Linked DNA regions of Homo sapiens: region 2 is linked to region 1. A link is a loop called in an ENCODE intact Hi-C map of the cell type or tissue named here. Cell type or tissue: Caco-2. All regions are shown on one strand. Each heading gives the region's core, and the rest is flanking DNA. Links, peaks and the distances in the headings are about the cores only.

Region 1 (2,924 bases), core at 425-2,924:
ACAACTGAGGTCAACCCAAAGGGGAAAAAACAACAAAAGAACCAGAACGTGTGAGAGGCAAGCCTGGGCTTGCACTTCTCCAGCCACCTGTTTACAGAGGCTCACCTGCCATAAGGGGTAAGGAGAACAGTGTAAGAGGGCTTTCGGCCAATGAGCAGAGCCTGTTCTTGATGTTTTGTGCTGGCCTCAGCCCAAGGCATGAATCTTATCTTCCCATCTAATCTAGCCTGACCTGCAATGCCAGTGGGAGAATGAGGCCCTGTGTTATTCTAGCCCTCAGGCAAAAGGCAAGCCAAGCGTCCTGATTCACCTCACTGTTGTCCTAAGTACTTACTCTGTATCCACAGAGGGAAACAAGAAAGATGAACTAGGTGATTCAATTCAACAAATATTTACAGAGCATCTGCTAGACTGGGCAGTGGGGGTTTATAAACAGGAGTCTCTGCCCTGAGGGTTCACTGTCTGATAGAATGGGCAAATAGGCAAAGGAAGTATCCTGGAGGAGCTGACTGCTAGGCTGTGTTTCAAACAAGGAAAAACTTGCCTGGTGAAGGAGGCAGTCCAGGTAGAGAGCCCAGCAAGTGCCAAGGTGTAATGATAAATCAACATTCCTAAATGGTATGTTTAGGGGGACTGCAAAGCCCCAAACTCCCGGACAGCAGTCAGGAATCCATTCGGGCAGCGGTCAGGCAGCCTGAGTTTGGATCTCTACTCCACCCCTGACTACCTGTGTGAATGTGAACAAGTCAGTTAACCTTTAAAAGGGTCCATTTCCTTATGTACAAGATAGACTTAATTATGGTACCTCTCTTATCGTGTTATTGTGAGAATTAAATGAAATAATGCATGTAGCATACTTAGCAGAGTACCTGGAAAATGGCTATCACTCAACATGTATTAGTTATGACCATTCATATTATTATCACTGTTCCTCCTCGTTATTATTACTATTGGAACATAAAGGGAAAGGGGAGGAGGGAAGGTGAGGGGTGAGACCAGAGAGTTCAGTAGGAGTCAGAACAATGGGGACCATGAAAGCCATGCTGAGGAGCTTGGGCCTGATCCTGCAGGCGAAAGGAGTCAGAAAGGGCTTCCATGCAAACAGACAGCCAGGTCTGTCTCCCTGGCTTGATGTTCTGCAGCTTAGAGTAGGAGGCTACGCCAGGAGGACTCTCTAACCATAGTCACAGTCCATTAGGAGCATAAGCAGCCATTAGTGTTGGGGTTCTGACTACAAACCCCAAGAGTGTGGGCTGTGGGCTGCAACAGGCAGGACCAGAGCACTGATCAGAGGATGCATGAGGATGAAACCAAGGGGATGACAGCTGACCCACTGGCTCTCACCACCAAGAGAGCTTTGGACCAGAAGCTCTATGTGGATGCAGCAGATAAGGAGGAAAACTGCCCCTGCTTCTGCCCGGAGTGCCTCTCGCAGTGAGCTTGTTCAGACAGCAGAGGGAACTCTTCATTTAACTTTCAACCACTCCAAAGCCCCCATGAAGCTATGAGGATGGCCAGGAGGGACTTTCTCAGGGCTGGGCAGAGACTGCAATGGGAAAGGTTGTGAGCCCAGCAGGTACTACTCGGCAATGCAGTGAGCAAATATCCCAGGGTGTGGCTGCTCCATTGAATGGGCCGTTGGCTGCCTACCGTCTGATGGATGGACTACATGGTCATCTCTGGTGACATCTTTGAGAAGATGTCCATGTCAGGTCAAAGATTGTCCAGTTTTACACATGGGGAAACCAAGGATCAAAGAAGAGATTAGCTCTGAATAAGTTGAATTCAAGTGTCATTGCAGGAAATGTATAACTTGAATCTTTGCATACAAAATATTAAGTAGTTACTGTAATAAAAAAAAGCTAAGCCACCATCACTAGTGAATATATGAAAAATATTTTTATTTCTTAAATACCATAATAACATAATATTATGTTTGCCTCTGCCAAGGAAGCTCCAAATAGCAGGACTTCTGTTAAGATTTCTTTAACCCTGTGTCCTCTTAAAATTGAACACCAAGATGTTTTTATCTTCGTTGTCTAGCAAAATAGCCTAGAACAGGAAACCTGGCCTCTGGAATTAGCCATGGGCAATTCCAGCATTTACACAAACTTGTCTGAACTTAGGCGATGGTATTGACCACCTCTAGGCATCAAAGTTAACCCTGCAGGATTAGTCTGAGAACTAGATTAGCTGATATATTACCCAGCTGTAAAAGTACCCAGACTAGTTTCTGGTGTGTGGTAGATAAGTTGACAGTATTTACTATCAGTATTATCATTCTCACTACCACTGCCTGGCAAGGCACCACGAAACAATGTATTTCACCTGCGTGGCCCCCAGATTTTTTTCCCATCTGTAAAAGGGGCTTAATAATACCCCTCTCACAGAGTTGCTGCAAAGATTAAGGAGATGAAATACGTATAGTGCCAAAAAATGGCCCCTGACACATTATAGGAATGGATGTCATATTTGTTTCCTTCCCTGATTTCCACAGTCTTCCATAAAAGTCCAAGTGGAAGCAATCAATAAAAATAAATTTAAAAAATTAAAATCCTAAAATACCTGATGGCAAAATGAGAAATAAAGAGCTTTTCTCCTTATTCTGAAAATGGAAAACAGAACGGTAATTGTCTCCATCAAAGTGTTGTAGAAAAAGATCAGGTATTTCCAGATCCCAAAACGGCAAAAGACATTTTAATGCATCGTCTCCTTATTTTTAGGAAATTGCTCAGAAGACCTCTTATGTATCCTGAAAAGGGCTCCATTCAAGAAGTCATGGGCCTACCTCCAAGGTCAGTAACCAAGCCCAGGAAACCTAAACATATGAAAACCGCTTCTGTGGCTTTTCAGCAACTTTTAAGCCAGAAGTCATAATTAGAGTCCCATGGCCAAATGTGACCTGCAGATGTGTACTGTTTAGT
Region 2 (2,924 bases), core at 283-2,782, 620 kb before region 1:
AAGGAGAAGGAGGAGGAAGAGAAAGAGGAGGAGGAGGAGAAGGAGGAGAAGGAAAAGAATAATTTTCTTTGTTTATTTTCTACTATGTACCTAGAACTTGATGTACAGTATTTTAATCCTATAAAAACTTTCATAGTAGCTAGTATTTTCTTCATTTCAATGATAGAGAAACTGACTTCCAGAGGTTTTAAATGTCCTTTCCAAAATCATAGAATAATAAGCAATTTATATAAACAGTGAAATTCTAATATCCTGGCCATCAACAATTATTTATTATGTACCTACAGTGGATCAGTCCATCTTTCTATGCTCTAGAAATGCAACTGTATATAAAAAGATAGATATTCTGCCTTCATGAAGCATAGAGTCCACTGGCATAAGCATATTGCAGAGATCCTGATGCTGATTGGTACCACACCATGAGAGGGGCATCTCTTTCCCATACTAAGGGGCATTACTATAGGCAGACAGTGACTCATTTAAGTCTCTATGAATGTCTTGCCACCTCACCTTGATACTAAATATTCTCATATCATGAAGTCAGAGTCATAGGAAAAGGGCAGAATCAGAGGCTAAAATGGCCAATTGGTGAGGTTGTAGCAGAATGACATCTCAGATTCTATTGTCCAGAGCCAGAAAGCAGAAGGGAGCTGGAGTTGGCCCAGACACTTGAGTTCTTGTTCACATCAGTCTGGAATATGTTGATACTCAATAAATATTTGTAAGCTGTCACTGTAAAATTTAGGAGCAGTCATGTGCTGCCAGCACACGAGAGCCCGTTACTTTCCAACTCCACATTCAATAAAATAGATCATGATGAGAGTATTTTTTAAACAGAGAAATCAGCAAATACCATAGATTGGTCCCTGCCCACCACCACCCTGACTTGGTTGGTAAACATTTACCAGCATACCACTGGAGAAAGAGCATCTCTCTCTGAGTCATTGTTTCTCCGTCTTTTCAAGGGGTAGACGATGAAGTGATTTTAAAGCCCCCAGAAAGCTGGATGATATGTTAGAAACAGCAAAGGTCTGGGGCAAGGCATACTTGGATTAAATTATAGATGCTGGCCACACATTGCTCTTGGAACGTTCAGCACGCTATTTGTCTCCCTGAGCCGCAGTTCCCTCCTATGTAGAATGAGGCTATTCACTTCTGCATGATTAGATTTTTCTAGGTGTTAAATATCAACATGGAAAACATGGAAAAATATAGACTCTAATAAGTGTTAGACTCCCCTTATTCCTATCATCTTCACAAATTATAAATAAAAGAATGAGCAAATACATAAATTTTCATTTTTTTCAGAGTTTGTATACCCCTCTTTTGCTTGATTACTTTTAGTTTTTTTGGTGTTATATAATAAATACCCATGATTTACTGCTATTATTATTTATTATCATTATCATTATTATTGTATGCTCTAAATTCCTACTCTATAATGGTAATATTTTTAAAGAATCTTCAAAACATAACTATCTGTAGCCAATTTCCTTTGGAAGGGACAAATAAATATGCATTATTCAGCAGCTACTTGGTAGCAGGCATTGTGCTGGCATGTTACATATTTGGCTCATTAAGCCTTCCAAAAGATAAGAGCGGAGTCTACATCTCAGAGAGAAAACGTTTTCTTTGGACATCATCAGAAGCCCACTTATACCACCAGGGAGCAGTAAAGAGCCACTGTTCAGGATTTTGAAAACTCCAAATCCCCACTACCAGATCACAGCAGTTCTCTTTGGACACAACATAATGGTAAATATTAAGTCTTGGCTGGCCCACCAGTCAGATGAGGGTCAGTGTTGAGGGAAAGGGCCTGTGAGCTAGACCAGCATGTCTGATTTTAGGTACGTAATCCATAGGAGCTTCCAGGAGATTAATAAGCAGGGATGTGGTTTTCCAAGTGATCACGGAGATAATACATTCCTTCCACTGCTTTTTGGAGAAAATGAAACTGAGCCCCAGAGATGGACAAAGACTTATCAAAGCTAGCTTAGTAGGTTGGCAGCAGAGCTAGAGCCAGAACCTGTACACAGTGTCTTCACACTGATACCTGTTGATAAGTAGGCACATACGTTCTGAAATATTCTGATATCACCATTATCCTGTATTGCCAAGGAAGAGACTGTTACCTTTTTTAATGGAAGGTGTTTCCATCCTGGGATTCCCAAGGGGTCTTTGCACATAGTACTTCCACTGGTATTGTTATTAGACAATCTTGAGTTTATTGCTGCTTTATAAAAGATAGCCAGGAACATAGGTAATTACATGTAAGAGAGCTTATCAAAGACAAACTTCAGCATCTTTTTCAGAAATATAATTTTGGTGACCACAGATAAAAGACCTTTTTCATTTTGAACATGGTGCCCAGAAAGGACTCTAGGAGGAGATCCATGCACTCATTCAGTCTTCTTTCTTTAGTGAAATAATAAATAAATCACTAGAGTGCAACTCCGCAGCAGGTTCTAGCTTAGAAACTGTGCATGGATAGAATTAAGGTGTAATGCCTTAATGGTTATAGGTAAGATGTAATTCCCACTCTCAACAAATCTGCTGTCTAATAGCACATATTAGCAAGAAATGGTGCAATTGCATTATAGAATCGTGAAATTGATTGTGGTGGGATATATGCCAGTGATTAAATTTTGTTTTTCCTTCTGTTCTCAACAAGACACATGCCAGGAAACCATTTTTGATTCATCAAGAGCAGTCTCTCCTAGAACTGGGGAAAAAGAGAATAGGGTACTTTGCAAATCTGAACATACATGTAGATATTTTGAAATCCCATGATGAGCCTCTACTGGAAAGATAAATCACTCTTTTGTCACTGAGGTTAGAGTTCCATAAAAGAAAACTGAGGAACTAAGGACACATCTCTTGGAAGGATGAGACTGTCACCCCATTATATAAGGGAAGGGCAGTCT

What was found. Hi-C counts contacts between places; a loop is a spot of excess contacts. Peaks named below come from ENCODE experiments on the same cell type or tissue, not always from the same donor. Only the 100,000 strongest peaks of a DNase experiment are listed, where the experiment ranks them.
Region 2: a loop joins it to region 1, with 13 times the contacts of the local background. A loop is called at or near these places in 15 of 110 quality-filtered maps.

Annotation. Positions count from the first base shown.
Region 1 is chr9:114,905,699-114,908,622 of GRCh38, reverse strand. TNFSF8 (TNF superfamily member 8) reads left to right here. Exons shown (of 4, transcript NM_001244.4): 3 at 2,724-2,795. Among named protein-coding and RNA genes, the nearest start is that of TNFSF8, 23 kb to the left of the region's middle. RefSeq lists enhancers at 33-654, 655-1,277. In Caco-2, for the core only: a CTCF peak has its summit at 1,461 (motif pointing right); a DNase peak (open chromatin) is centred at 1,512.
Region 2 is chr9:115,523,404-115,526,327 of GRCh38, reverse strand. No RefSeq gene overlaps it. Among named protein-coding and RNA genes, the nearest start is that of DELEC1, 380 kb to the right of the region's middle. In Caco-2, for the core only: a CTCF peak has its summit at 1,635 (motif pointing right); no DNase peak of the experiment used is centred there.